Linked DNA regions of Homo sapiens: region 2 is linked to region 1. A link is a loop called in an ENCODE intact Hi-C map of the cell type or tissue named here. Cell type or tissue: psoas muscle. All regions are shown on one strand. Links, peaks and the distances in the headings refer to the core of each region. The heading gives the core; the rest is flanking DNA. Region 1 overlaps PRKCE (protein kinase C epsilon). Region 2 overlaps PRKCE (protein kinase C epsilon).

Region 1 (5,387 bases), core at 238-5,237:
AAAATGCCATTTTTTTATACATCAAAAATGAAGGTGCTTGAGGCTAACATTCAAAAATGTGTATTGAGGGTCCACACAGGAAGCCTGTGCTCTGGTTATATTTATAGAGGTGGTCTCAAGTCTCTAGAACACAAAGTCTCTGCTACCTCGTGAAGGAACACAACAGTTCTCCCTGTGACCAAAGGACCCTTGCCTTCTTTAGAGTCAACCTAGAGTCCAGGTGAATACAATGTCATGTCTTTCATACAGTGGGCTGCTTTGTAGCAAACTCCACCATCTGGACGTCACTGTAAATCAGTAAGAGAGAAGAGGTCCTCTGAGCAGGAAAAGAAACACTAGCACCAGGACCCACGTGCTACTCAACAGCAGAAGTGAACACCATGTGTGAATCTGTCGGCTAGGTACCACTTTGTGGTTCTATCAGTAAAATTCAGGTTAGGATTTCAACCTTAAGAAAATTCCATTCTTCCCAGCTTAGGAAATAAGGGAATAGGTGACCGCTAGAATTGCCCCAAAATTGCCAATCTGGAACTATTTAAAGCAGGAATAGCAATCCTAACATCTTATAGCCCTTCTTATAGCCAACTGTTACACCAAAGTTGCCAAGAAAAACTAAAATAAGATTCAAAAATCTTTTTACCAAGACTTTAAAATTTGTGCTAATTTTATTATAACAGTGATGCTATTGCTATGAATGATTATGCAATGATTTAGTTTGGAAATTTTTTCCATCAAAGTGGTATACTGATTTATAAGGGCCCATATAAACTGTGTAACATGGAAACCTGAATTTCCTGATAAGTGCTAGATAAATGAATGGAATCAAAATACAGGAAACTGATTTTTTAAATGGTTAGAAAACATATGAATGACTTTTATGTTCTAAACTCTAAGTACCCTATAGTTGTTCTTATTGTTGATTGGAGTATTTTTTTTTGCAAAGTATATACTTTAAAAAATCCTTACTTACAGAAACATATTTTAGACGCATACCATATCAGAATCCAGAAAAGGCCTACTGACAGCCTTCAGAAACCACTTCAGAGAACAGTCATGTAATTTCAACTTCAATAGTTAGTGACTGGCAATTTGGAGATATTTCACTTTCCAGGTGGTGAGCAACAGGTAAGTGAGAATACAGCAGAGGCTACCACGTAAAAGAAAGTCTCTGAAATGCCCTGGTCTGTCTGCTCACTAGAAGACATGCCACTTCTCCTCTTCAAAGCATCTTCAATGATTCTTCAAAGCATCTCCATTGTCATTTGGAACCAAGCCCCAGTTCTAAGCAGCAGTGCTTTCCACACTTGAGCATGCAGAAGAATCAACTGGACAGTTTTTATAGCATAATTCCTGGACTCCACACCCAAATATTCTGATTCTGCAGGTCTAAGTTGGGACCGGAAATCCTGCATTTCTAAGAGGCTCCCAGGTAATGCAATGCTGCTAGTCTAGGGATCACCCTTGGAGTCACAAGGACCACAGCTCCTGTCGTCTGGTGGTAATCTAAATTTCAATCTGGTATCTCACAAGTCCCTACTTGAGCTGATCTCTTTTAATATCACAACCACTTCTTGCTCTTGGTTACTTCTGAGGCATTTGGGCAACTGCTCCAAGTCTCTCCCGTCTACATGCCAGGCATTTCCTATCCTCCTGCTCATTGGTGATGCCTTTGCAAATGAAGACAGCCCTTGGAGAATTCTTCTGCTTCTGAATTCACGGCAATCCTTAAACTACACATCTGATGATTGATCTTATTCTGTATGTGACAACCTTCTACCATTGCCTTATATTGTTACATCAGAGAGAGTTTTTTAAAGTTGGTATTATTTTTCTACCCTTCTTCAACTGGTCTTTCTCAGTCCTCATGAGTAGGAATTATACCTTGCACCTAATGGTACACCAATAAATAATGACTGATTAATTAGATATATCAATTAATATATTTAATATCATTTTGGTTCTGCTCTGCTATGATTGTCTGAACTACCAAGGTGGGTGAGCACCATTACTCTAGAAAACCTAATTCAACACTGTTTTATTGTCTTGTTTCCCAGGGCAGCTCCTGAAGTCTCTTTCTGAATCCTTTACTGGACCTAACAGAGTAGGCATGCTCGTAAGTTAGATAGCCTATGACTCAAGTGGCTCACCAAAATAGATTATTTTTTTCATCCTGGATACAGACCAGCTAAGGTTTATACTAATTCATGACCCTCTGTTAAGAATCTCAAAGGGAGATTCTACCCACTGATAATGTAAAAGTGCAGACAAACCCCCAGTCTCTCTCTGAACAATGAAAACGAAAGATGTTTCCATTGCCTTCTGACTAATCCCTTCGCGAGTGATATAATCAGTAAGCCAGTAAGGAAACCCTGCCTTCAACGAGAGTATGATGTAAAAAATGTGCATTCTCTTGCAATACTGACCCATGAACAATCTAATGCCAGGAAACCCACAACAAATGCCTGGAATACCGGCATTCCAGATTCACATGACTTTTACTGTACCCCTACCTTGCGTTATATTCTTGGTCTGTAGCGTTAGGAGAGTTAGCTAAGTAGTTATTACCAAGTTGTCTAGCTTGATAAGGATGGGCAAGCCCTCCACTGTAGACCCCCAGGCTCTGCTTTAAACTAACGGGAAGTTTTATGCGTTAATTTCATGAATGCCATTCAATGTTCAGCAGATACATTGTGAGCATCTACTAGATGCAAGCAGCGTTCCTGCAACACATAAAGTGCTCATTCTTCTTTTGCTCAGAACTCTAAGATGTGTCCACCCTTGAAATTACACATGGTGTTTCATTTTGCACCACGTAGGCTGGGCCCAAACCTGAATACGCACCAAACATGTGGAAGAGACGAGAAAGACTGCAGGGAGCAAAGGCCAGGCCACAGCATAAAACTCACTGCCTTCGGCTAACAGGTACTCCTGTCACCTCTGCCTTCCAGGTAGCGCCAAAACTGCCTCTCAGATGTCACCTCAGGCTGTTTATTGTGACTCTGAACCACTACTTTAAGTACCATTCTTTTCCTATTAATCCAAACTGTTTAAATAAAATTATTTTGATGGATGAAGACTCAGTATATATAATGCACGTCATTCATTTGGCACTTGTTCAAATAGGATATGGTGATATCTTGTATAGGACCAGGCTGAACATTTATCTGTAGAAAGGAATGCATTGCTTGGCCAATTAATAGCCAATGCAAAGGTAGATAATGTTTTAAATAATTTAAGAATAGAAAGAAATTTTTGGCACAGCAGTAACAACTACCTATTTAGCAAATGTGCTGGTTAAAATGATCCTTATCTTTTTATCATGTCAGGCTCTTCAGAACTTCTACCTGACAACAATTTTATTAGCCGTTCTAGTTCCTGTCCATGCACAGAAGTAATACAATGTCATCACTTTGAACATATTCCATATTACTCAGATTAACCACCAGTTCAAATGGTTCAAATGAGTTTCCTTTACCACGTATCTATGGAGAAGATAAAACTCTGCCAACTTAGTTAAAAAAGAAGCAATGATAAGAATCATTCTTTGGGGTTGACTTCCCACCACCCCAAAGACACAGCTCACCACAGAACTAACTCTTCTCCTCCTGTCTGTGAAGCCCAGGACATAGTTCCCACGTACTTATAACCAAGGGTCAGCCAGTGACAACAGTTGCCTGTAGCCTAAGAGCACAGCGAGAAACTTCTGTCCTGCTCTGATCATCTAAATGGAAAATTTACGAGATATACAGACAAATCAGTTCACAGACTATGCCCCAAGCACTAGAAATAACTTATTTCTACAATGTATTTGTACAAAATGTTCTGGATAATATAAAGTTGTTAAATGAATATAAGTCTAGGATTCCTAATTGGAGTGGATCGTTCCCTGCCCTCTTCCCCTGGAGATGGGAAAATCAAAAAGCAACAGACAGCCTTAGCCAATTCAACCTCTACCTATCTATTTTCATTCATAAATTCGGAGGGAAAGAAAGGAAGGAAAGAAAGTGAGGTCTCAAAAAAATGAAGTGAGGTAGGTGACTCATTACTTCAACATTTTCTTGGGGGTAACTTTAGCCAAGCCAGTGCTCAAGTAGGTGTATAGGCAGAAATAGGGGGAAAAACAGATACATCAAAACAAAGGAAGTTTATAAATGCTTCCCCTTCACCTGATATTGTACAGGGCCATCTCACCACGCTACAGCCCCTGCAACCCCTCACCACTTCTGTGTCTTTCCTCTAGGTCACAGCCTGCTGCTCCACACTCTGTCATGGGAGATGCCAAGGTTAAAATGACAGTTGGACTGTCAGCATCCAGCTTTTTGGAACGTCTGTTAAATAGTCTTGACGGATGCTGGATCTTTGCAAATGGGTGGTCGGGGACCAATACAGTCTCAGAAGAGGTATTTAAGACAAATTAAACAGCAGTGTTCCCCTGGCCCCATGGGCAAGAGGCAAGAGTGGGTTAGCTTCCCAAGAGACCGTGCCATCAGCTAAAGCATGAATCAACTGATCCATTCTATTTTTTAAACGTTTGCAAACACTTTCCTGGGATCAGTACCATGGCTCAAAGCACCTGTGATCATTTATGGCTTGGAAATATAATAAAGATATTTTAGGATAATTTTTTAATTGGAAAATATTTAAATTCCTTTTTGCCATATGTTTCTGACCTCCAGTGACCTCAGATCTTGATTAGGAAGATAAAGCAAAGACCAACCAGAAGTATGTAATTTTAGAACAGGAAAGTCGATCTGAAAAGTAATTTCTCTAAATTTAGTTACAGTAGCTCTTATCTGAACTGTGGTCCTTACACACCAATAACTTTTGGCTATTCAGATGAGAAGAACAACAAATTTTTTACCAAAATTGTTGTGTTCTTTTTCTGACTCAAGCTTAACCGGACAAATGAGAAGATGGAAGGGCTACTGGTGGAGTCAGAGAAATTCTTTACGTGAAATGACGTCTGCTTTTACTTGTTGGGAAACAGATTATTTTAAGAGAATATTAGAAACTATGACAAACCCCAAAACTGTTTCCCGTCAGAATTCTTGGAGGAATTGCTTAGTTTACCCACAGACACACTCCCTGGCCCCTGAATACTAGATAAACAGCATTCTTTCAAGATACAGGTCTTGAACAGTCATTTTCCCCTTTTCTCTTAATAGCAGGCTTTTAGGTTTAAACTATCCAGAAATTACATTACCACCCATGTCTCCTCCTCCTTTACCTGTTTGCAGAAAAGAAGCTTGGTAAATTATTATCGTATAATCTGTGATGCCAGCGCTGAAGTGTGGAATAATTTAAATATTTTGAAGGGTCGAGGATGTACAGGGTCAAATAACTTAAGAGCATGGCTTCTCAAGCTAGAACATGAAAAATTTCTCTTC
Region 2 (5,387 bases), core at 217-5,216, 56 kb after region 1:
CACACTGGTTTGAATTTGACTGAAATTAAAACCACTGGCTTAATTTGTTGTTCTGTCTGCTTTTTCTCACTAGCCCTGGAAAGCTGGAGCCATTTTATTTGCTTTTTGCCTTTCTAGATCCCATGGAGCGGATGGAGCACATGAGCCAAGGGTAGGCGGGCTCAGTAAAGAAAAGCCCAAATCTCTCTTCAGCTGTAAGTTGGCCCTTCACTGGGCTGCACTGACCAGACCTGAACCTGACTATGTCATCATGACTGATGCCAATGGGTTCATATGACCATTGCCATTGGTCACCGTATTAGATATGGTGACATCACTTTACACACTTCTGAGTCTTTCCAGGCAACTTGTATGTAGTGTGCAGTCTGAAGCAATGTCTAATCTCTCAGAAGAAGTTCTCAAAGGAATGTTTCCAAAAGGACCATTTTTTTCCGATATATTGAAAAATAAAGGCTCACCTAAAAATAATTAAACTCGACTTAATATTATTGCTGTTCTGTATGTCATAATTAAACAAGCATGAAAGAAATCTTAATAGGATTGCAATCGGGTCTTTGTGTTCCTGAATGTTGTATCAGAGTCTTAGTGGAAACCAGGTTTAAGGTGGCTCAGAGGAACTGTCCTTTGTTTTCAGGAAAAGTGAAACTCAATCAAGACTGAATTCTGTGGCTACCAAACCCAGCTGCTATTCCCAAATCCTGTCCAAATCCTCTCTACCTTTCAAAGCCTGGCTTGATCGCACTTCTTCCACTAGATCGTAGGGAAGACCCCCTCCCCTGAGTCTTCTTGGTTTGAATACTCCCATCTAGAACATAACTATTCAATGCTGTTTGCTACTCCCTCTTAGCTTGTGGAATTTAGAATAACCTCCCAATCTATTATCAGTGAATCCTTCCACGTGAGAACTGTCTTCCTTTGGTTAATAACCCCAGCATCTACCTCAGAGTCAGGTGAATAATAGCTACTCTTTAAAACTATGATAAACTGTTGGTTTGTCATAGGGAAAGTCACATTTTTAAAAAGTTAAGTTGAAGGTTTATAAGCTGATTCTTCATCAGGTTCCTTTCATAAGTAAGTTAAGATCCTTCTATGAGGTTAAAATATGATTCAGTTTAGAAAAATTCAGTGAATATGCATCTGTTACATAAAGCTAAGTATTCTATGAAACTGAGGTGGCATGAGAGAGTTGGTGCAAAGCTGCTCCTGTGACTGTGGCTGCCTGACAGTGGCCTGAGAAAAGATAGTAAATATCTGAACTACAGAGGAAGCTCCTTCTCTGCCCATCCTCACCCTACAGCCATCCATGACAACATCCATGTTAGCTTGATCACTGTTCTGCCATAAAAGAAATCCCTGGTGTTATTCAACACCATTTTGTGCTCCAAAAGCTGCCATATGATGAGGAATCCTTAGCCTTGTTATTCTACAACGCACAAAGGAGAACACTGCTGACATTGAAGACATCCATTCCCACTCCCTCACTCATTCACCAAGCTGACCTTCAACGTGGCTTCCCATGATCCACCACGTACAGGGGCTCCATAGAGCCCTCACAACTAAACTGGACCCCTCCTAGGATGTTGGGCTTCTTGATAATGGTGTAAAGAAAACTTGCCAGAGTGGCTCCCTGCCTGGAAAGCCACCTCAGATAGTGAGAGGGAGGGCTACCTGCTGGGGACAGGGGGAAGTGGGAGGGTTCCTCCAACAGAAGGGACCCTGTGCTGGATCAGGCACAAGAAACTAGCAATGTGAATCAGAGCAAGGCCCCACTACCTTGGGAGTCCCTGAGACTAGATGAGATGCCAGGTCTGACTCTGCCAAGATGGAGTGCCTATGAGCAAAATAGTTTTACTTCTCTGAAACCCAATTTTCTCACTGGTACCAAAAGGAAAGAAAAGAAAAAAAAAAAGGAAAAGAAAAGAAAGGAAAAGAGAGAGAGATAAAGAAAGATAAGGTGACTTTGAAAAAATCTTCCAAGTCTTTGATTCTGTCCGTGGGTACCTGTCAAGTGTGAGGCCCTGTGATAGGCACCATGGAAAATACAAAATATGATACATTTCTCATGAATCTAAAATTATGCTCTAGTGGAAAAAAGAAGAAAGTTAACTCCATCACTGAGTCTCTATTATTCAGGATTCTGTACACACACAAACCCATAAATATTAGGCATTACACAACACACATGAAAAATGAGAAGAGTTAGTAATTCTTATACTTGTGCAGAAAAAGGGATAGATTCCTATTAAATAGTGGTCTCTGAGGAAAGTTTCGTAGACAAAGAAATATGTGTCCATCTTGAAAGATAAGCAGAATGATTTCCAGATTTTCAGACGATATTTCTTATTCTCCTGAGAGATCAGAAGGATAGGAAAAATTCCACTGGATCAGGGTTCCTCAGTATGGAATGGGCATTGTGTGTGTGTGGGTGCATGTGTATGTGTGTGTAAGAGAGAGATGGGGGACCCTGGGATCAAATAAGTTCGGAAAAGTAGATTAAACAAAGGTAATTTTGTTTTCATTGCAGGTCTCCTCAAGGATGCTAATAAACATACGTGTGTTGAGACTAAGAGAGGTTACGTTTGCAGTGACTCCAACTATGGGTCACAGAGTCCTTTCTTCTTACAGCTGCTCAAGTGATTGGGGTTCTGAGAAATCCTCTCTGGGAAACGGTGTACCAAAGATAATGTAAACTCCATGAGGTCAGGGACTAGTCTAGTTCACCACTGTATCTCCAGCACCTGGCATGGCATCAGATACACGGGAAGGATATAATGAAATATAATAAAAGAAAAGTTTGCCAAATGACTCAATGAATAACTATTGAATTTTAAGTGGAAAAACTGGCATTCAAAATGACATGGAGATGAGAATACACCCAGAAGCAAGGTATCACCTCTCCATGATGTCACCCTCAGGGTCTGGGTTCCACATAAGCCACAGCTAGGAGTTTCAGGTGATGTCTGTCTTTGCCTTCTCAAGAAGCAAAATACTACAAACATCCATAATGATCCTAAAAGACTTTAACTCCTCCCAACCCCTCAAAAAGGATAACAAAATTAGAGCTTCATGAAGAACATTGCTGTTTCTTTACTAAAAACAGGTAACAAATTAGTTAATAATACTCGAGTCAGACTCTACCATGGAGTTATGGATTATCTTTGTTTCTTTACTGCCACCTTCTGGTTCCCAGACACCTATGCGGTAAATTAAAAATGCTGCCTTATATTTGTGTTTCACTATGAAATTTTAAGCATTTGTTCACATCCTTTATTTCAGATGACATTACACAGATTAGAAGAGATTAAGGTGGCCTTTACTCTTTTTCATATGACATGAAAATAACTTAGAAGTTAAGTGATTTGATTAGTGATAGAAAGTTAGGAGCAGAGCAAGGACTAACCACACTTGTTGGTTTTTCCAATGAGCAAACAGTGAGTTTAGCCATTTGGCTTTGTCCAACTCTGGCTGCAAAGAATTCTACAGCTCTCTCATCCCTTCACAAGCACAACCTTGAATGGAAAATCCTGTGCCCTAAAAAAGAAGATGCTGTTCAAATACATCCTGATCTTTTCAAGGGTAAAACCCATCCCACTTTACAAAGTCTTTGAGAGAACAATGTAGAGGGTCTAAAATTGGTATTTTATCTGATAGTCAAGATGCCCCAACATGGCAGCCAGCCAGCTTCTTCCTAACATACCTTGGTCTGGAAGCAGCAGTAGAGTTGGGTAAGGTACGGGTGTTTCCGTGCCAGAGCCAAAATCCTCTTCTCTGTCATTGTGCAGTCCACGTCATCATCCTGAAGGATGACGTCCTTCTTTAAGACCTTCACAGCATATACTTCATCTTTGCCCTTGAGTTCTGCCAACATGACCTGCAATCAATCAATTGCCTCCATCAATCTATGCATGTATGGAATAAAAAGAAGAAGTGTAAGCTAATACCAAATACTTCAAAAACGAATTCTGTTTTTTCTTTAATTTTAAATATTATAACAAGCCTGGTGTGGTGGCATGCACCCAAGATACTTGGGAGGCTGAGGTAGAAGGATCATTTGAGCCCAGGAGTTACAGATCAGCATGGGCAACATAGCAAGACCCCCTCTCAAGATGTATACATAATGTTTAAGAAAACTTCCTATTCTACAATTACTACCGTTCTACAGTTACTACATTCTAATAGTTACTACAATTTATTTATTTTTGATCTCTGGCACAATGCCCAGGCATAGAAAAGAGAAGTTCAATGCACATCTGTTGAATGGTTATTCATATGTTTATATGTGTTTGTCATACTTACAATTACAGTACACCAACTATTTTTACAGTTACAGTACAGTAAAATAATGTAACTATTTTTAACTGAACATTATCTTACAGACATTCTCCATATGGTCTCCATTATTATCACGGTTGCTTATACTCAATTCAAGTAAATATAATTTATTTAACCATTTCCCTCAAATTAGGCACTTCAGTTATATCTAATCATTAAGTATTATATAAGTTGCATTGAGTATTTTTGTACACAATTAAAACAATTTCTCTTGGATTACATTTGTAAGATGGAAACCCTCATAAGTAGATTAAAGGGTGAAGCATTTTGCACATTTCCTATTTTCAGAAAGGATGTGTGATACAATGTGCCACTAGCAATGTAGAAGTGTTGGAGTTTCATGGTGACTTACCAATACTGAGTAGTTTCACTTAAAAAGTATTTTTGCTCACTTAATAGGTGTGAAATGTTACCTTGATGCTATTTTTACTTAAAATGAAACTTTAAAATTAACTGTTTTCTGACTGTATTTCTTTTCGTGTAAATTATTCACGTCTCCTTTGTCTAATTATGCTGCTATCATATTAATTTCTTACAAATTTATACACATGTGATATATAAAGATACTAACCCTTTACTTTCTGTAAAAGGTTTTCTAAGCCTGTTTTATAATTTTCTGTTATTTTATTCTATTGAAAAGAATCATGTATCTTTATGTAGTTGAATCTGTCCTTGTTTGCCTTTATGGTTTCTTTTATAACTCTGAAGCTGGAAACGTGATTCCTTTTCAAGAGAGCTAATTAACAGTTCTATGTTCTTAAAGTGTTCCTATCATTTGATATTTTTGCACTCATTTACCTACAAACGTCACAAGCCTTTCTCTTCTTAAATAAGTAACTCCTAAGTACAGTATTCCAATGTAAGTCATCAAAGCTAAAAAGCAGCCATCAGAAACTTAATGAGGGAATTCATGATGTTAACCTGAAGACTTTTTGTCGCCCGCGTATTTTACAGACTCTTTAAAACTGGCTCAAACTTTGGCTGTGATTTTTCCTAAGAGATAACCTAAATGCTCCAAAGTCATCTAAGTTCCCATTCTGCCTACACTATATGAA

Evidence for each region. Peaks named below come from ENCODE experiments on the same cell type or tissue, not always from the same donor. Only the 100,000 strongest peaks of a DNase experiment are listed, where the experiment ranks them.
Region 2: a loop joins it to region 1, with 2.2 times the contacts of the local background. A loop is called at or near these places in 24 of 110 quality-filtered maps.

Annotation. Positions count from the first base shown.
Region 1 is chr2:46,064,973-46,070,359 of GRCh38, reverse strand. All of the region lies in intron 10 of PRKCE (protein kinase C epsilon), which reads right to left. Among named protein-coding and RNA genes, the nearest start is that of EPAS1, 230 kb to the left of the region's middle. RefSeq lists an enhancer at 1,847-3,046. In psoas muscle, for the core only: no CTCF peak of the experiment used is centred there; no DNase peak of the experiment used is centred there; H3K27ac peaks cover 694 bases.
Region 2 is chr2:46,008,828-46,014,214 of GRCh38, reverse strand. PRKCE (protein kinase C epsilon) reads right to left here. Exons shown (of 15, transcript NM_005400.3): 10 at 3,698-3,871. Among named protein-coding and RNA genes, the nearest start is that of EPAS1, 290 kb to the left of the region's middle. In psoas muscle, for the core only: a CTCF peak has its summit at 3,179 (motif pointing left); no DNase peak of the experiment used is centred there.